2 separate regions of the Homo sapiens genome follow, and region 1 is linked to region 2. Evidence: read pairs that join two places in POLR2A ChIA-PET (ENCODE). Cell type or tissue: Panc1. All regions are shown on one strand. Links, peaks and the distances in the headings refer to the core of each region. The heading gives the core; the rest is flanking DNA. Region 1 overlaps HTRA1 (HtrA serine peptidase 1). Region 2 overlaps PLEKHA1 (pleckstrin homology domain containing A1).

Region 1 (10,329 bases), core at 1,041-9,040, 90 kb before region 2:
TTACTGAAAAGAGCAAGGCATTAAGTGTTTGACATTCATTATCACACTGAACAAAATTTGTTGCAGTAAAAATGAAAATCACAGTATGGGGAGTATGAATTAAAGGATAGGCTTTTATCTGTGTTTCTCTCAAAAGAATAAGCACAAAATGAATATGTGCTTTTTTTTTTTTTTTTTTTTTTTTGAGACAGAGTCTTGCTCTGTAGCCCAGGCTGGAGTGCAGTGGTGCAATCTTGGTTCACTGCAACCTCTGCCTCCTGGGTTCAAGTGATTCTCCTGCCTCAGCCTCCTGAGTAGCTGGGATTACAGGCACATGCCACCACACCCAGCTATTTTTTGTATTTTTAGTAGAGATGGGGTTTCACCATGTTGGTCAGGCTGGTCTCAAACTTCCAACCTTGTGATCTGCCTGCCTCAGCCACCCAAAGTGCTGGGACTACAGGTGTGAGCCACCGCACCTGGCCGAATATGTGCTTTAAATACATCAAAATGTATGCTTCTTTCATCTTTAAGGCAAAAATGCCAGGTAAAGATTAGATCTGAGGCAGGAAGAAGCCAAAATCATATCCTTATGGTCCTAATCCCATGGTTCCCATAGTGTGCCCCAAGGGACCCCAGAGTGCCACAGAAAATTCATCGATATTTCAGGTTTTCTAGGGAAATACAGTGATACTTGATCACTGTTAGACACCTTGTAAACTAGCTCTAGATTGATCATAGTTTTGAAATCAGATCACACTACATCCCTTTTCATGATTCCATATGAAGTTGGATTTCTGGCAGTCACTGTGATAAAAAGCATGTACCACACAAAAATCAGAGTTGAACTGGAAATGGGCATGGTGGTGTCCAATCTGACTCCAAGATTTGAAAGGTCATGTGACACCCAACAGGTGCACATATCCCATTCATAAGTAATCATGCTTATTGAATAATGAAATTAAAATGTCTTTTTTTAATGACCACTGTGTTATAGGGACACAAATACTTATCAAATTGTTTGGCCTCCACTAATTGATAAATGGAACTGTTGGGTATTTTTTGGCCTTACTGGGGACCATGAAAAAATGACTGCACTACTGTATTAGTCCATTTTCACACTGCTGATAAAGACATACCTGAGACTGGGTGATTTACAAAAGAAGGAGGTTTTATTGGACTTCCAGTTCCACGTGGCTGGGGAAGCCTCACAATCATGGTGGGAGGCAAGGAGGAGCATGTCATGTCTTACATGGATGGCAGCAGTCAGAGAGAGAGCTTGTGCAGGGAAACTCCCCTTTATAAAGCCAACAGATCTTGGGAGACTTATTCACTATCATGAGAACAGTGCGGGAAAGATCTGCCCCCATGATTCAATTACCACCAACCGGGTCCCTCCCACAACATGTGGGAATTCAAGATGAGATTTGGGTGAGGACACAACCAAACCGTATCAACTACTAAAGGTGCCACCAATCATGACAGTTTGGGAACCTCTGCCTGATGCTCTTGGGCTCTCTGCAGTGGTTGGGCCTGAATCCCTGCATAGGCACAAGGAGCAGAGGTGGATAGACAGCAAACATCCACAAAGCTTCAGCGTGGAGCCCTCCATCTGCCCTGTGAGGGGCCCTAGCAAAGTGCTATCATCACAGCTTGTAGAGAGTATACAGAAATGAAAGAGTGAAGCTGCAGCTGGTTGGGGCCACGGTCTCTTGCCCTCTGTCACACATCTATCCCATCAGGGTGGCTGCCAGCATTTGGGGGAAGAGGCTAAGGGAAAAGTAAAACTGGATAATCATTTTGTTCAGGTTAAATGAGATATATTTGTGGCTTTGAAGTCCCTTCTGTGTCTAGTTAAATTGCTATATCTATCCTGCTATATGTGTGGTCTCCAGGGACACCCTATGGCAGGGGAAACTGCTGGTTCCCCTGGTGCAGGCCAGAGGTTGGACAGAAGACAGTGAGTGTGTGGGTAGCAGAAAAATATTGAATTGATCATAATAATAATCCAAAAACAATAAAAGTAATAATAAATTATTCTATTTTCTCTGTAGGAAATATTACAAAAGCATTGTCACATGAAAAGGTGAGCAAAGAGTTCACAGCCAAAAAATAGAGGAGGAGAGAGGGGCATTTTCAAGATGACGGAGTGTTCAGCAGTTAGCTTTTTTTAATCTTATTTTTCTGATTTTGTGATGTTTGCAGTATTTGTCTATTTTCTGAAGTTTGTCATTTTGGGCATTTTCTTTTTTCAATCTATATCAATAATAGTTTCATACCTAATGTTATATTCATAATTTTGAGGGGTGTTTTTCTTGAAGAGGGTATACTGAATTGTACAAGTTTCAGATTCCATAAAACCTGGACCTGCCAGTGGGAGAAGGTGCCAATTCCTGCTCAGGTGGCAGGTCCCACTGTCCCTTGTCCTCCCACCACCTCCCTCCAGAGCACAGGGCTGGCTCCCAGCATGAGGGGCACTCACGCCACGCCAGCAGGACACCAGAGCTATGCCTATAGGACATGCTGCCTCGGCCAGACAACTAGCAGGGACCCTCAATCACCAACACTCCATGGCCAGCATGGGGGCTTCACTTTAGGGGACCAAGGCAGCTTTCCCTGGCATTCCCATTAGACTCCCAGGCCAGCTCTCTCCCCACACTGGCCAGCAACTAACCCAGGTGTGCCAACCCCCTTCATTGCCCCTGCAGGACCCTGGGGCACTGCCCCTGTTCTTGGCTCTGTCCCTTGTCCCTTCTCCCTGCAGAGCTTCCTGCCCTCGCCCGCCCTGATGTGGCAACTGGGGTTCACAAACGCAGAGCATCTGGGATGGGTAGGAACACCAAGTTGTACTCCAACCCACACACGTTCCCCGTGGGGCCAGCCACACTAAGAAAGGTCACACCTTTCGGCTCTAAGTTAATGCCTCCATGCCCACTTCTGCCCCGTACAGCTGTGTGACTTCAGATCATGAATGTCCCTGCTTCAGCCTCAGTCTCCCTTTCTGTAACACGGAGCTAATATCACCTACTCCAAAGGGCTTGGGAGTCCTAGGTGAGATTGCACATAAAGCACTAAATATCATGCCCCATCTTCAAGGCCAAGGTCACCTGCGTTTCCGTCTCCCAGCTCTCAGCCCAGAGCTGGGTCCCCACGTCCCTCCCAGGTGCATTTCAACACCTCCAAGTGGCTCTTCTCAAGCTTCTGAAGCTTCCAAGAATCCCACTCTACGCTAATTCAGGCAGGCCTCACCTCTGTCTTCAGTGTCTCCCCCTAACTGATAATGCCACTTTGGGGCACATAAACTTCCTGCAGGATCCCCGCAGCCATCGCCATCTCCTCGGGCCCACGATCCCCTCTCATTCACCATGTGGCACTGATTCCTCCACTCTCCCCACGACTCCTTAATGCACAACTCCCACCCTGCAGACCTCTCCCCACACCTCCAAAGTGCTCCACCCCATCCCCCTGCATTCATGTCTCTTTTCCTTCCGGCCTGGATGATCTCATTCTCCTCGCCTCCAGCTAGTCAAATCCCACCCAACCTTCAATGTTAGCAATAAAATAATATTATCAATAAGAATAATAGGATCTATTTATTGTAGAGCATCTACTATATGTCAAGCCCAATAATAGGCACAAATATTACCTTTAATTACTCCTGCAAGCCTGCAAGCCTGCAGGGTGCATCTCATCACCAGTCTACAGAAAGATGAAAAAAACAAGGATCAGAGAATTAAATCATGTTGCCCTAAGCCTCAGAGCTGGCGAGTGGCAAAAGCAAGAGCCTAACCCCATCTGTCTGGCTCCCAGGCTAGCCTCCCTCCTTGGTCCCCACCTTCTCAGCCAGCCTCCAGCCCCCCGCAGCCCACACCATTGTGGGAACATGCTTCACACTCGGTGAGATCAGGGCCAGGATGCAGGATTAACAATCTAACCTTCCCTTCCAGCCAGAACAATCCCCGCTTCCAATTTCTCAGCTGAGTTGATACGTAGAGCTAATTTGGAAAACAGAACGCAGTGTATTCGAGGGAAAAGAAATGAATCCTCCTTTATTCACAGGAAACAGCATGTTCCCAAAATTCAAATCAGTTGCAAGAGCAGATTGATCCAATCAATGGCATTTTAATGCACTGTCCTAGATTCAAGACTAGCTACATAATATGCAGTACCCAGTACAAAATGAGTATGTGGGGCCCTTTGTTCAAAAATTATTAAGAATCTCAAGAGAGCAACAGCAGAGCATTAAAACAGGCACAGCACCCTTCTGAACACGGGGCAAGGTGTGACTGCACAGGTCCATGCCCATGGGGCCAGCTGTGCCTGCATTTCAAATTCATTTGATTTAATACCCCAAATCCAGATTTAGCACAGAAAAGCATCTCAGGAGCTGCTCAGGTGCCACTGGAGATGCTGCCTTAATCTGGTCAAACTCAGCCGGGCGAGTGGCTCAAGCCTGTAATCCCAGCACTTTGGGAGGCCAAGGCAGGCAGATCATGAGGTCAGGAAATCGAGACCATCCTGGCTAACACGGTGAAACCCTGTCTCTACTAAAAATACAAAAAATTAGCCAGGCGTGGTGGCAGGCGCCTGTAGTCCCAGCTACTCGGGAGGCTGAGGCAGGAGAATGGCGTGAACCCAGGAGGTGGAGCTTGCAGTGAGCCGAGATCGCACCACTGCACTCCAGCCTGGGCAACAGAGTGAGAGTCCGTCTCAAAAAAAAAAAAAAAAAATCTGTCAAACTCAGGAGCCCAGGAGCAGTCTGCGGGGGCTGATACAGTCCCCCACCTGCAGGGAGGCAAGGTACCCATCCTCTCTGCAATGCCAGAACAGTGCATACTCCAGCCAAGGCAAGCTGTGCAGCCCAGGCAAGCCCCTCATGCTGACGCTTCCTCACATTTACATTCTAATGTCTCTTCCAGTTTGCAAATCACTTGTGATTCTTCACCTGATTTCTTCCACTTTAAATACCAGCAAAGGTATTCCTACTTTAAAGATTACAAATAAGAATACAACCCAGTACCAACTATGGCCAGGATTCAGGGTTAAGGATGAGATGTGAAGACAGAAACTCAGCCAAAAATATGGCTGGATTGGGCCAGTGTCTGCTCACCAGGATGGAGGCCGGGATGAGCTAAGAAACTGGGCAGGTCTGTCAGCGGCAGCTTATCCGCCTCCCCTGTCCCAGCCTCCCTTCCTTCTGCCATGTGGGGTCTGGGCATAAATGACAAGAAAATAAAAGTTCTTTCAAAGGCAGGAGCATAAAATGCATCATGCAGAGGTTGGAAATTAAGGCCAATGGATAGCATGTCCCATCCTCACTTGAAGGGCCAGGCAGCAACCTCTCGACCATGAAAGGACAAGGAGAAGTAACCGTGCAGGAGACAGCCTGCTGGGCCCCCACAGCTATGTGCTCAAAGTCCTGCTCTAAAGCCTGAGACATTTCTCCTGGTCGCCTGCAGACACACTGCCGCTCTCTCTGGCAGGGCTGCTAGACACCAGTCAGAAACTGTAAATAAAGAAGGCCAGCACAGCAGGCCTCCAGTGCAGTGTCAGGAGAACTTGGAATAATCTTTGGGAATGGCTCAGTGAAGTCTGGGACACACTCCTCAGCTGCCATCAGTACTTTCCCAGTCCAGCAACCCAGCAGGAGTGAGGTCCAGCCTCGGGGCCCCATCCTCCAGGTGCCAGCAGCTTTTGGGAGGTCCAGAATCCAGTGACACCCAGAATTTCCTGGGGTGTATGTGGGAGGTACATACTGGAGGCCTCATCTTCATCTTTAGCCGTCTGAGGGGCTCATCTTATATTTCTTTGGCATCCCCTTCAGCCCCGAGCATGGCTAAATTAAAAGTAACTACAGGCCGGGCATGGTGGCTCACACCTGTAATCCCAGCGCTTTGGGAGGCCAAGGTGGGCAGATCATGAGGTCAGGAGATCGAGACCGTCCTGGCTAACACAGTGAAACCCAGTCTCTACTAAAAATACAAAAAATTAGCCAGGCATGGTGGCAGGCACCTGTGGTCCCAGCTACTCGGGAGGCTGAGGCAGGAGAATGGCGTGAACCTGGAAGGCGGAGCTTGCAGTGAGCCAAGATTGCGCCAGTGCACTCCAGCCTGGGTGACAAAGTGAAACTCCATCTCAAAAAAAAAAAAAAAAAAAAAGTAACTATAAAGAGGCTACTTGCTGAATAAATAAATCCAGACCCAAATCCAGATGGGACTCCCAGGAGGAGAAGACACACCGGGAAATTTATCGGCAGGTGCCCAAGGCCACTCTCATCCACTTGGTTCCACTCACAGCTCAGCACCTTCACAGAGAGGCGGGGGAGAGCGAATGCAGTCAGGGCTGGATGCAAGCGCAACCATCCCTCTAGCGCTCCCCTTACTACCCAGTCTCTCACTGTCCCAGCGGAAGGCCCCCCCACCTGCATTTCTGATGGGGCAGGGGTGCAATAGCAGAGACAAAGCAGAGAGAATGCAAGGGCTGCAGGCCCAGGACAACTGGGACCGAGTGCCTGCAAACGGCCAGTCGCTGGGTGGCAGGAAGAGAGGACCTGGAATATTGATCTTTACACTAAATGCAGGGTCCCCGCCACTGAACTTTACCTGTCAGGACTGGAATGTGGGCTCCACCCCTCTGGACGAGCCACAGGCACCTGAGGGCAAGTTGGATGCCTGCAGCAGGTGTGAGTAGGCCTGTCCAGACAGGACCCAGATGGAGGCAGGTGGTTAACTAACCTGATGCTGTGCAGCTGGGGAGAGGGGCTGGTCCACATTCGGGAGGCCAAGGATGACTCTTCCCTAAGAAAAGCTCCCTTTGTGAGGTTTCTCGCTGAATTTGAGAATGATCATGAGAAGCACAACGGGAGCAGGCAGAGGAGTGGGGAAAGACAGCACGTAGGCTGCATTTAACTGAGCCGTGAACTGCAGAGAAACACAGAGCGCTTCCTCCTCCTCCAGGGAACTTGGACTATGTTCTCTCTGAGGGTCAGGAGAGAAATCAGTTTTAAAAGGTTCCTAATGGCCAGTGAGGCATGAAGCGAAAGGGGAGGGGGCCTCCTGTCTGCAAGAGGGGTTGCCTGAGGAAAAGAAAAAGAAGCATATATGACCCAGTGAATGCAGCAAAGCTGCCCCACAACACTCATTTCTTTCCCAGGTTTTCAGTTTGAGTGGCTGCATGCTGTCTGGCCCGCTCCATTAAATTCCAAGGAAACTTGTCAGCCACGGCTCCAGCCCAGAGCCCGGCCCAGCACTGGTCTGGGGCATGGAGGCAGCAGAAACAGAAGCCAGACCTTGCACATTCCGGGAAACCAGACCCCCATTCTAATCGCTGCTGCTGGTACTGCACATTCCAGGGCGCCGGGGACATGGGCACAGAGGGGCCTGTGCGACTGGATTTCCTCGAATTCTGCAAAGAAAATGCACAGGAAGGACAATGGCATTGCTAAGTGGTGGCCCAGGCAGCCAGCTGAGGTCTAAAGGAAACCTGAAACCCTATGCACCATCAGGGCCGCTGTCTGCAAATCTAAGGAAAGACACGGCCAACGGCCCTCAGACCTACTCTTGTTAAAATACACTGAATTCACAAGCAGGAATTATTATTTGTTTAAAAAGGCTAAAATTTGAATGATGAATGACCACGCTCTGTCTTTTGCATAGAAACAAAGAAATGAAATTCAGGAGAGTTTCGTGTGGCCTCTTTCTTTCCTTTTAATGAATCAAGGAGGAAGAGGCGGGGGAGCCGGGAGCCTGGCCTCGACTTGCAGCACACATTGGCACTTCCAAGTGTTGGCAGCCCCTCTCTTTCCGGGACAGTCTCCCAGACGGCTCCAAGTGGGAAAAGCTCGCCGGACGCCAGACCTCAGGCTGCTCCCCCGTCCTGCATGTCCCGGGTGCCTTGAGCAGTAACTGTTGCAGGGGCTGGGCCAAGACTGCAGCAGATGGTGCCTGGAAAAGTCTGTGGCAGGTGAAGTGAAGGAGGAAGACTTACCCAAACAAGGCTAAGGCAGTCTCTCTCAAATAGAGTAGATTCGAAATGTGCTTTCGGGGGGCACCTGGCCAGCTGGCTGTGAACCCCTCACTGTGCTGTCAGTCACAAGCACAGCCTAGATCTGCATCTTTGGCTTTACTGGGAAAAGATGCCTCTTCCAGAACAACTATGTTGTTGTTTATGTTGTCTATGTTTAAAGGCGCCTGTCATTGAAAATCACTTTTCAGACTCACTGGCAAAGAAAAAAAAAATTGTGTTTTTCAGTCCTTGCTTGATCTATTGGGTTTGATCGGTGCTGTTACATTTGATAGTCTTTTCTGGCCTATTTTATGCATTAGGGAAAAGCTTCCAATCAATTCCACTGCACATTTTTTTTTTCAGATGCCTCCTGAATGCCCAACATGATGTGTCTATTATTATCTTCGGGGAAACAGCTGACTGCTCGGTTCACAAAAACCATTAACTTTGCTCTTGATAAGCGTCTGGCTCTGGTCCTGACCTTCGCAGATTTCTCAGCTGGGTTCGCTTCCTGCCCTGACTCCTCAACATAGGTTGTTATGTCTGGAGCTGCCGGGGCTGTTCAGTCTCCCTAGCCCTCCAGCCTCTGGCCACGGACTGGGAGGCAGTGCCCACCCGGGTTGAGTCTGCCCCCCTGGTGCAGGAGGAGGGCCTGAGGCTGCAGAGAGGCAGAAGAGACGTGAGGGAGGGAGGTGATGGTGAACGAGCCCCTGTATCAAGGAAGAAGCCAGTTCTTCCAAGCAGTACCCAGCCCCCATGCGAGGGGAACTTGTGAAACAGAGACAGACGCCAGAAGGAAGCTTTGGCTCAAATAAGAAATGAAGAGTGGTCCCGGACCCAAAACAAGCCACTTCCCCTTCCTGGGCCTCAGTTACCTCAGTGGTAAGATGAGGGGGTAGGCTAGACGGTTTCCGACATCCTTTCCAGCTCCAAAAAAGTTCTATGATCTAATAAATCTGAAAAGTGCATTTCCTCATGTTTTCCTTTCAGTGCGTAATCCCCATCCATATAGAATATTCTTGGTTTTAATGCTGGCTTCCTGAGTCAGGTGCTACAGTTTCTTCCAGTGGAAACAGTATCACCTCTGCAGTTTAGACTTTCGCAGTGACTTTCCAGGCTGAAATTAGGATTCCCCATCAGGGAGGGGAGATAAAATAGACGTCTGGTCTCCCTGTATCCCTTAAAAGGCATATTTTTAATCATAAAATGGAATGAAATAATGATCCATGCTACAATGTGGACAACCTTGAAAACATTATGCTAAGAGACAGAAGCCCGTTACGTATTCTTTGATTCCATTTATATGAAATGTCCAGAATAAGCAAATTCATAGAAATAGAAAATGAACCGGTGGTTTCCTAGGGCTGGGCAGAGGAGAAGTATGGGGTGGCTACTAATGGATACGGGGTTTCTTTTTACGGTGATGAAAGTGTCCTGGAGCTGGTAGTGATACGTGCATGATTGTGAATATATAAGAACAGCAAATTGTACACTTTAAAGGGGTAAATTTTATAGTATGTAAATTATCTCTCAATAAAGCTGTTTTAAAAAGAAAAATAATCGTGTTCTTTCTTTTTACTTTTTTAATGTGACTACTAGAAAATAATTTTGTATATGCAGCTCCTGTTATACTTCTGCCTATGAGTACAAAACATTTGAATAAATATTTTCATCACTTTTCAAAACAGACCAAATCAGTCTGGCCTCCTCCCGCATCCTGGACAGAGCTGGCATCCGAGAGGCTCAGTGCAGCGAGCTCTGGGCTGGGCTTCCTGAGACCTGGGTTCTCTGTCGCCTCTTAGCTTGTGACCTCCAGCCTTCAGGTCACCTCACTGGTCCCAGGCTGCTCGCCTGAGACACGAGTGTTAGAAGGACAAGCCGACAAACACCCAAGCCCCTCCCAGGTGAGACTGTCTGTGATCACAACTCACCCCCTCCCCAGGTAGAACCAAGTTTTAAAAGTGCTCGTTATTCTACCCCAAACATTGCTCAACTCTAAGAGCCATCAACCTGAGAATAAAAGTAACCTGTAAGACCAAAAAAGGAATCTAACAGTGAGCAGAATGGCTGGGGTTTGGCACCATCTTCTTCCATTATTCCTGAAGGATTGATTTTGGGAGAATTTCTTTCAGTGACTTACGAGGTTGAAATTCTAGAGCTGATGGCAACAAATATGGCTACAACCCTTCTGGAAAATAATTTGGCAATTTATACCAGATCCATAAAAATTCCATATCCTTCTTCCCAGTTTTTGTACTCCTTAGTACCTCTCCTAAGAGAATGACCCTAGATACAGAAATAGCCATAAACATGAAAATGTCCATCTCAGGATTGTTTAACATTGCA
Region 2 (10,329 bases), core at 1,188-9,187:
AATATTTTTAAATTCACAAAACAACAAAAGTTAAAATTTAGTGACCACTTGCTACATGCTAGGCTCTGTACAAGGTTCTTTTCCATATGTTAACTCTTTTAATCTTCTAAACAATCCTAGGAGTAGGCATAATCATCCCCAGCAGATAAGGAACTTAATACACAGGGGAAGTGATTTTCCAAAATTCCAAAACTAGTAGGCCAAGAGTCAAAGCCTGAATCCAGATTACCGCACTCTAGATCTCCTATCTTATGCTCTACACCATCCTCTCTAAAAAACCCTTGAATTGTTAAAACTAAAGTGAATCAAAATAAACTAGTTAATGTACTGGAAAGAGAGATAAGCAGGTATGATGTGCCTCCTGATGGAAGACACAAACATCACCTATCATGTGAACATAAAGCAACAAGAAAAAATGTTTTTTAGATCCCCTCTATATCCAAATACCAACCTACAGGAGATGCAGAACACAGAGGAACATGCTAAACTGCACCAAAGGAATTCAATCAGCAAGAGCCAGACTATAAGAAACAAAGGAAAAAAAAAAGTTTCTTTAGCAAGTAAATTATTACAAGAAAAAAAAGAAAAAGAGAGACATTATAGATTAAAATAGACTTAAAAGGTGTATCATATTCTGGTCCTAAAGTACTGCAACTTTTATTGTACTGATTAAAGTTAAAAAACCATTAGGTGCCAAGAACTGTTTCTCTAGAGACTACAGACATGTGATTCCTTCTTGATGTGATGCTTAGCCCAAATCTGCACCAGACAGCTGTTACTATTCTGGTACTTCTATAGCTGGCACCATCACATCTTTTGGCAGGATGAATTTACATAACTATTTATTTAGAGGCTCAAGGTAAATTTAACTTACAGTGAAAATTCAATTACAATGCACACTGATATACTATGTATCTGCATCACTATTCCATATGCAGTCAGAGAAATGATAAAATACACCAAAAAGTTTTAAATAAAACCATCCAATAAGTTTGTGTGTTGTTGCTGTTATTGTTCTTATAAATCTGATACTTTAAAGGAAATAATTTCTTTAATAAATTTACCATGTTTGTAAAAAAAAAAAAGTTTACAATGTAATCAAAGCTTGAAAAATCAATACTCTATACTACCATATACCACAGGTAAAAGCTATCAACTTGCCATGAGAATAGACATAGATCAGTGGAAAAGAATTAAGAGCACAGAAATAAACCTATACATCTATAGTCAACTGATTTCAACCTATACATCTATAGTCAACTGATTTCAACAAGGGTGCTAATACCATTCAATGTGGGGGAAAAAAGCCTCTTCAACAACTGGTGCTGGTACAACTGGATATCCACATAGAATGAAGCTGGACCCCCTACCTCACACCATTTATAAAAATTAACTCAAAATGGATTAACAATTTAAGAGCTAAAACCAGAAAACTTTCAGAAGAAAATATAGGGTAAATCTTACTTTGGAATTGGCAATGAATTCTTAGATATAATACCAAAAGCATGAGCAACAACAAAAATTATATTGGACTTCATCAAATTTTAAAACTTTTTTTGCATCAAACAACTTCAAGAAAGTCAAAAGAAAATCTATAGAAGGAAAGAAAATATTTGCAAACTATATATCTGACAAGGATCTAGTATCCAGAATACATAAGTAACTTTCAGAACTCAAAAACTTTAGTCCAAGTTTAAAATGGGCAAATGACTTGAAGAGACATTTATCCAAAGAAGATAAACAAATGGTCAACGAGAACTTTGATACTCAATATCATCAGTCATTAGGGAAATCCAAATAAAAACCACAATGAGATAAAACTTCACCCCCACTAGGATGGCTATAATTAAAAGAGAGGAAAATAACAAGTGTTGGCAAGGACATGGAGAAACTGGAACCCTCCTACGTTGCTGGTGGGAATGTAAAATGGTACAACAGCTGTGTAAAACAATTTGGCAGCTCTTCAAGAGTTAAACATAGAATTACCATATGATCCAGCCATTCTACTCCTAGGTACACACACACCTCGTTTTACTGTGCTTCATTTTATTGCACTTCACAGATATTGGAGTTTTTACAAATTGAAGGTTTGTGGCAACCCTGCAGCCTCAAACTACTGGGCTCAAGAAATCCTCCTGTCTCAGCCTCCCAAATAGGTGGGAGAACTACATGCATGTACCACCATGCCCAGCTAACTTTTTTATTTTTTGTAAAGACAGGATCTCACTATGCTGCCCAGGCTAGTCTTGAGCTCCTGGCCTCAAGCAATCCTCTTGCCTCGGCCTCTCAAAGTGCTGGGATTACAGGCATGAGCCACCATGCCCAGCCAAGTGTCTCGCTTTAAACCAAAAGCCAGAAATGTCTAAGCTTAGTAAGTGAAGCATGTCAAAAGCTGAGACAGACCAAAAATGAGGTTTCTTGCACCAAACAGCCAAGTTATGAATGCAAAGGTAAAGTTCCTGAAGGAAATTAAAAGTGCTACTTCAGTGAACACAAGAATGGTAAGTGAAACAGCTTTATTGCTGATATGAAGAAAGCTTTACTGGTCTCGACAGAACATCAAATTAGCTACAGTATTCCCCTTAAGTCAAAGCCTAACCTAAAGAAAGGCTTTCTTCAGTTATTTGAAGGCTGAGAGAGGTGAGAAGCTACAGGAAGAAAGCTGGAAGCCAGCAGAGGTTGTTGGTTCATGACTTTTAAAGAAAGAAGCCATCTCTATAACATAAAAGTGCAAGGTGAAGCAGCAAGTGCTGATATAGAAGCTTCCACAAGTTATCCAGGAAGATCTAGCTGACATCAAGGAGGTGGGTACAGTAAAGAGATTTTGAATGTATGTGAAAGTCTTCTATTGGAAGATGCCATCTAGGACTTTCACAGTTCTAGAGAAGTCAATGCCTGATTCAAAGCTTCAAAGGACAAGCTGACTCTTGTTAGGGGCTAATGTAGCTGCTGACTTTAAGTTGAAGTCACTGCTCACTTACCATTCCGAAAAAAATCCTAGAGCCCTCAAGAATTATGCAAAGTCTACTCTGCCTGTACTCTAAAAATGGAATAACAAAATCTGGATGACAGCACACCTGTTTACAGCATGTTTTACTGAAAAAAAAATTTTTTTTTTGAGATGGAGTCTTGCTGTCACCCAGGCTAGAGTGGTGGCGCAATCTTGGCTCACTGCAACCTCCACCTCCCAGGTTCAAGCAATTCTCCTGCCTCAGCCTGCCTCAGCCTCCCAAGTAACTGGGATTACAGGCACATGCCATCATGCCTGACTAATTTTTGTATTTTTAGTAGAAACAGGGTTTCACCACATTGGCCGGGCTGCTCTCAAACTCCTGACCTCAGGTGATCCGCTTGCCTTGGCCTCCCAAAGTGTTGGAATTACAGGTGTTAGCCACCACGCCCAGCCACTGAATATTTTAAGCCCACTATTGAGACTTACTCCTCAGAAGATTCCTTTCCAAATATCACTGCTCACTGACAATGCACGTGGTCACCCAAGAGCTCTGATGAAAATGTGCAAGGTGATTATGTTGTTTCCACACCTGTTAACACAACATCCATTCTGCAGCTCATGCATCAAAGAGTAATTTCAACTTTCAAGAAACACATTTTGTGATATTGAAATATATATTTGTGATTTGAAATATAGCTGCCATAGACAGTGATTCCTCTGATAGATCTGGGCAAAGTAAATTGAAAATTTTCTGGAGAGGATTCATCATTCTAGATGCTGTTCAGAACATTCATGATTCACAAGAGGAGGTCCAAATATCAACATTAACAAGGTTTTGAAAGAAGTTGATTCCAACTCTCGTGGATGACTTGGGAGGGTTCAAGACTTCAGTGGAGGAAGTAACTACAAATATGGCAGAAACAGCAAAAGGACTAGAATTAGAAGGGCCTGAAAATGTGACTAAATTACTATAATCTCATGCTAAAACTTGAACAGATGAGAAGTTGCTTCTATGGATGAGCAAACAAAAGTGGTTTCTTGAAATGCCACAGCCACCCCTACCTTCAGCAACCACTATCCTAATCAGTCAGCAGCCACCAACATTGAGTTAAAACTCTCCACTAGCAAAAAATTACAACTCATTTGAAGAGGCTGAGATGACTGTTAGCATTTTTAAGCAATAAAATATTTTTAAATTATAGTATATACATTTTTTACATATAATGCTATAGCATACTTAATAGGTTACAGTATAGTGTAAACATAGTTTTTATATGTACTGGGAAACCAAAAAATTAGTGTGATTCATTCTATTGCAACATTTATCTTATTGCCATGGACTGAAACTGAACCCACGTATCTCTGAGATTCAGATATTCAGAATTGAACACAGGTAGTCAAATAAACCCTTGTATATGAAATGTTCATAGCAGCACTACTCACAAATAGCCAAAAGGTGGAAACAACCCCAACAAATGAATGAAATGTGGTATATGCATACAATGGAATATTTTTCAGACATAAAAAGGAATGAAGTACTGATACATGCTACTACCTAGATAAACCTCAGAAACATGCTAAATGAAAAAAGCCACCAACAAAAAGGTACATGTTGTATGATTCTATTTATATGAAAGATCCTAAATAGATAAATCCAGAGCAACAAGGAATAGATTGGTGGTTGCCAGAGGCTGAAGAGAGTGGGAAATGCAGAAGAGCTGCTTAACAGGTGATGAAAATGTTTTGACAGTAGATATAGGTGATAGTTGCACAACACTGACACTGTGAAAGTATGAAATGTCATTGGGTTGTACGCACTAAAATGGGTAATCTCATGCTAATTTCACCTCGACTAAAAAAATAAAAGGATGCTGTAACGTTACTTACCAGGCAGTTTCTACAATGACTGGCCCCATACATTTATCTTACTTCTTAGTTTGAAAGAGTAGAGCAAATAAATTATCTACTTGAAAAAACTCAATGTCTTAGAATGCTCACTCTAGAAGTCAGCTGTCATGTAGGAAATCTGACTGCCTTCAGACTGCCCCGTTGTGTGAAAGCCAACTAGTCCCATGAAGAAGCTGTGCGGAGAGAGGTGACCAGCCCACACCCAGCTGTCCCAGTCATTCTAGCAGAGTGAGTGAAGAGGCTATCTTGACCATCCAGCCCAGTCAAGCCTTCAGATGACTCTCATTCCAGCTGCCATCTGACTGCAACTACAAGAGAGAGACCCCCAAGATGGAGCTGCCCAAATGAGCTCCTTCAACCCAGAGAACAGTGAAAAATAATGAACTGTTCTTTTATGCTACAGAAAAGCCCTCAGGTATATACCATATAAATACAATATACAGAGCATTCAAGGAATTTTATAAACAAATATATGTCAGAATTTTCATTGGTTTTTAGTGCTATAGATGAAATTATCACCTGAATAGCTATTTGAAAATTAAAATACACTTTTAAATAAAATATGGGTAAAAGAAGAAATCAAAAGGGAAATCAGAAAACATTCTTAACTAAATGAAAAATTTTAAAAGTCAAAATTTGTAGTATGCAGCTAAAGGTGATTTTGAAAGAAAATTTATAGTCTTAAGATATTTTTATTAGAAAAGGTCTAATATGAATGGCATAAACTCCACCCTAAAAAGCTAGAAAAAGGTAAAGTAAACCCAAAATAGAAAGGGAATAATAAATATCAGAAAAGAAACTAATAAAATTGAAAACAAACAATACAAATTAAAACCAAAAGCTGTTTCTTGAAAAGATCAAATTGATAAATCTATAGCTATGTGAACCAAGTGAAAGAGAGAAAGCAAATCACCAATATTAGGAAGTACACACTACACACCCTATAGACATTAAGTGGGTAATAAGAATTCATGCAAACAAATTTGACAATTTAGAAGTAAACAAATTCTTTGAAAAAACACAACTTTGAAAAAACTGACACAAGACAAAAAAGAAAATCTGAAGTACCTATTTCTACTAAAGCAAATGAATTCACTACTAAAACCCCAAAAAGAAAAGTCAAAGCCTAGAAATAGTTCATATGTGAATTCTACCAATCCCTTAAGGAAAAAAATAACACCGGTCTTTTAAAAATTCTTCTAGTAAACAGGAAGAGAGAACAGTTAATTTTCAACCAAGGTGCCAAGGCAATTTTGTAGAGAAAGGACAGTCTTTTCAACAAACAAGACTGGAATAATCGACTGTCTATGAGGAAAAAAACTAACTCAAATGGATCACTGACTCAATGTAAAATGTCAAAGCTTCCAGAACAAAATATAGGACAAAGTCTTCAGGACCTTAGGGGTAGACAAATATTTCTTAGATAAGACACAAAAAGCCTGAACCATATAATAGTTGATATATCTGAAACGTAATCAAACTTTAAAATTGCTCTTCAAAAGACACCATAAAGAAATGAAAAGACAAGCCATAAAAATGAAGAAAATATTCAATATATATGTATCCAGACAGCAAATGATACCCTAGAACAGGCAGGTAATTATTACAATTCAATAATAAGACAACCAAATACGAAAATGGTAAAAAAAAAAAACTTGGAACACACAAGCTGACTAAGAACATATAAAAATAGTAAATAAGCACACGAATAGATGCCTACTATAATTAGTCAGGAAAGTGAATGCAAATAAAAACCACAAGATACTATAACATACCTACTAAAATGTCTAAAACAAACAAAAAAAACCCTGACAACACTAAATGCTGTCAAAGATGTGAAATAAACGAACTATCATATATTGCTGGTGGAAATGCAAAATGACATAGCAACTTTGGAAAACAGTTTGGCAGTTTTTACAGTTAAACAGATCCTTAGCGAACAACCCGGCAATCCCACTCCTAGGTATTTATCCAAATGAATTGAAGGCTTATGTTCACACCAAATATTGGATACAAATGTTTATAGCAGTATTAGTCATAACTGGCAAAAAAACACGAACAACCCAAATGTCCTTCAACTGGTGTACGAATAAACAAAATGTGGTGCATCCAATACAATAAAATATTACTTGGCAAAATAAAGGAACAAACTATTGATACATGCGCAACTAATAAATGTCAAATGTATTTTGGTATGTGAAAGAAGCCAGACCAAAAAGGATATGGGACATAGAACAAATCAGTAGAGATGGAATACTGCTCTACCGTAAAAAGGAACTACTGACAGATGCAACAACATGAATAAATCTCAAAATCGTAATATTAAGTACAAAAAAGGCCAGAAATAGGCTGGGCACAGTGGCTCACGCCTATAATCCCAACACTTTGGGAGGCCAAAGCAGGCAGATCACCTGAGGTTGGGAGTTCAAGACCAGCCTGACCAACACGGAGAAGCCCCGTCTCTACTAAAAATTCAAAATTAGCCGGGCATGGTGGTGCATGCTCTAATCCCAGCTACTCAGGAGGCTGAGGCAGGAGAATTGCTTGAACCCGGGAGGCGGAGGTTGCAGTGGGCCTAGATCACGCCACTGCACTCCAGCCTGAGCAGCAAGAGCGAAACTCCGCCTCAAAAAAAAAAAAAAAAAAAAAAAGCCAGACACAAAAGGATACAGCCTTTGATAATAATTCTGCTTCCTAACATTTCAACTAGTGGTTTTAGTGTTATTTATTTATAGAAATAATTATATTTCTATAAAATTCTGAAAACTGCAAACCAATCTATAGGGATGGAATGCAGATCAGTAGTTGCTTGGAGCTGAGGGTGAAGGGAAGGACTGTAAGTGGCATGAGGATACTTCTCAGAGTTATGGAAATGTTCTGTATCTTAATGTGCTGCAGACATGGTCAAAACTCATCAAATTATACATTTTAAACAGATAGAGTTTATTGAATGTAACTTCAAAAGGTTAAAAATCCAGTACCAATTTAAAAAAAAATTCTTTTTTTGAGGTAGAGTCTCACTCTGTTGCCCAGACTGCAGTGCAGTCGCGTGATACTCGGCTCACTGCAACCTCCACCTCACAGGCTCAAGCAATTCTCATGCCTCAGCCTCCTGAGTAGCTAAGATTACAGGCACTGAGCCACTACCACCCGGCTAATTTCTGTATTTTCAGTAGAGACAGGGTTTCACCATGTTTGGCCAGGCTGGTCTCAAAGTCCTGACCACAAATGATCCACCTGCATTGGCCTCCCAAAGTGCTGGGATTACAGGTGTGAGCCACCACACCTGGAGCAGTAACAATTTTAAAAACTCATTTATAAATGACTACAAGTCATTTTTTTTTTTTTTTTTTTGAGACAGAGTCTCGCTCTGTCACCCAGGCTGGAGTGCAGTGGCACGATCTCGGCGCACTGCAGGCTCTGCCCCCTGGGGTTCACACCATTCTCCTGCCTCAGCCTCCCGAGCAGCTGGGACTACAGGCGCCCACCACCTCACCCGGCTAATTTTTTGTATTTTTAGTAGAGACGGGGTTTCACCGTGTTAGCCAGGATGGTCTCAATCTCCTGACCACGTGATCCGCCCATCTCGGCCTCCCAAAGTGCTGGGATTACAGGCGTGAGCCACCGCGCCCAGCCAAATAAAGTTTTTTAAAAGCTTTCCATGGCAAAAACCTGATAAGCAAAGTCAAAGCCAGTAGAAAATATTTGCAACTTATATCATAAACAAAGGGCTAATCTCCCTAGCATTTAAAGAGCTTGCAAAAAATGTTAAGGGAAATATATCAAACGTTCAATAGAAAAATGAGTAAAAGACATGAACATTGTACCAAGAGAGATATAAAAATGGCCTTTAAATATATGATGAGATATTCAGTATCACTCATAACAGGACAAATACAAAAAAACCATACCGAGATGTAGCCATTGCCAATGACATCCCAAGAACAGAACAACACGAGAGACTACCACAGGGATTCAAATATCAAAATCTATACAGTAAGAAATGGCTCAGGAAAGATAACTGGTTTCTTTAAAATTAAATTCAAAAGCAGGAGAAGAAAAGGAACTAGAGGAGAAACCTATGAATTAAAAAAGACTTTAGATATCTGGACCAATCACGACATGTGGATTTTATTTAAATCCTGTTTCTTTAAAAATAAAAACAAAAACAAACAAAAAAACACTGACATACTTAAAATCGGAAATTTGAATATTGTCTGATGATATTAAGAAAACAGACACATTATTTTTGGTGTGATAACGGCATTGTGATTGTTACCAAAAAAAGGAGGAGTCCTTTTCATTTAGAGATATTTACTGATATAAAATAAATGTTATTTATCTGGGGCCAGGCATGATGGCTCACAATTGTAATCCCAGCACTTTGGGAGGCTGAGGCAGGAGGATTGTGTGAGCTCAGCAATTCAAGCCTACAAAATGACAAGACATTATCTCTGCCAAAAAAAAAAAAAAAAATTAGCCAGGCATGGTGGTGTGTGCCTGTAGTCCCAGCTACTTGGGAAGCTGAGGTGGGATAATCGCTTCAGCCCAGGAGATTGAGTCTGCAGTAAGCTATGATTGTGCCACTGTACTCCAGCCTGGGCAATAGAGCAAGACCCATTCTAAAAAAAAAAAAGAAAAAAAAAAAACAGAAAGAAAGAAAAGAAAAAAGCAAGAAAGAAAAGAAAAAAATGTTATCTGGGATTTGTTTCAAAATAATTTTTAGAGAAGGGAATAAACGGAGGCACTGGTGGCAGGGTTGGTAGTTGCTGGGGCTAAATGATGGTGTTCATGGGATTGGTTACACTATTCTATTTTTGTGGATGTTCACAAATCTCCATAATAGAAAAGTTTTTTAAATCTATACTATACAGATATACCATTTCTCATCTATTAGACTGGCAAAAATTCAAAAGTTTGACAACACACTATACTGATGAGGCTGTAAGAAAACAGAAACTCTTACATTGCTGGCAAGAAGGCAAAATGGTAAAACCCTACTGGGTGAATCTGGTACTATTTAACAAAATCATATATGCTTTTATCCTATGATCCAGCATTCCTACTTGGTACTGTAATGTGAAACATTTTAGGTATAACAAGACTTCCAGACCATTATAATGTACATTATTGGATAATGTAAATATGTTGATATGATTATATTTAAAATAAAAGAAAACATTTATTTGTTATTAGGAACCAAGACTTTCACAGTGAGAGAAAAGAGGTACAAACAAAAAACAAAAGAACAAACTGTGTACAATACATCTGAATTAGAAATAATATGAACTACATCATTTCTGAAGATATGACAGTAATAGAAAATCACCACTTTGTAATCCCAATGTCTCACTGATTTACACAAGCATCTTCAATGAACACTAAAACCACTAGATGAAATGCTGTTAGGAAACAGAATATTCATAGTCTCAAAATATCACCCCACAGTTTTGTTACTAATTGCAAAC

Evidence for each region. ChIA-PET counts read pairs that join two places held together with the same protein. Peaks named below come from ENCODE experiments on the same cell type or tissue, not always from the same donor. Only the 100,000 strongest peaks of a DNase experiment are listed, where the experiment ranks them.
Region 1: POLR2A ChIA-PET joins it to region 2 with 13 read pairs; 2 of 35 experiments call an interaction of 5 or more read pairs at or near these places.

Annotation. Positions count from the first base shown.
Region 1 is chr10:122,472,773-122,483,101 of GRCh38, reverse strand. All of the region lies in intron 1 of HTRA1 (HtrA serine peptidase 1), which reads right to left. Among named protein-coding and RNA genes, the nearest start is that of HTRA1, 16 kb to the right of the region's middle. RefSeq lists enhancers at 6,256-6,981, 8,078-8,599, 8,600-9,123. In Panc1, for the core only: no CTCF peak of the experiment used is centred there; no DNase peak of the experiment used is centred there.
Region 2 is chr10:122,382,495-122,392,823 of GRCh38, reverse strand. The region is part of intron 1 of PLEKHA1 (pleckstrin homology domain containing A1); the gene reads right to left. Among named protein-coding and RNA genes, the nearest start is that of PLEKHA1, 13 kb to the right of the region's middle. In Panc1, for the core only: no CTCF peak of the experiment used is centred there; no DNase peak of the experiment used is centred there; H3K27ac peaks cover 410 bases.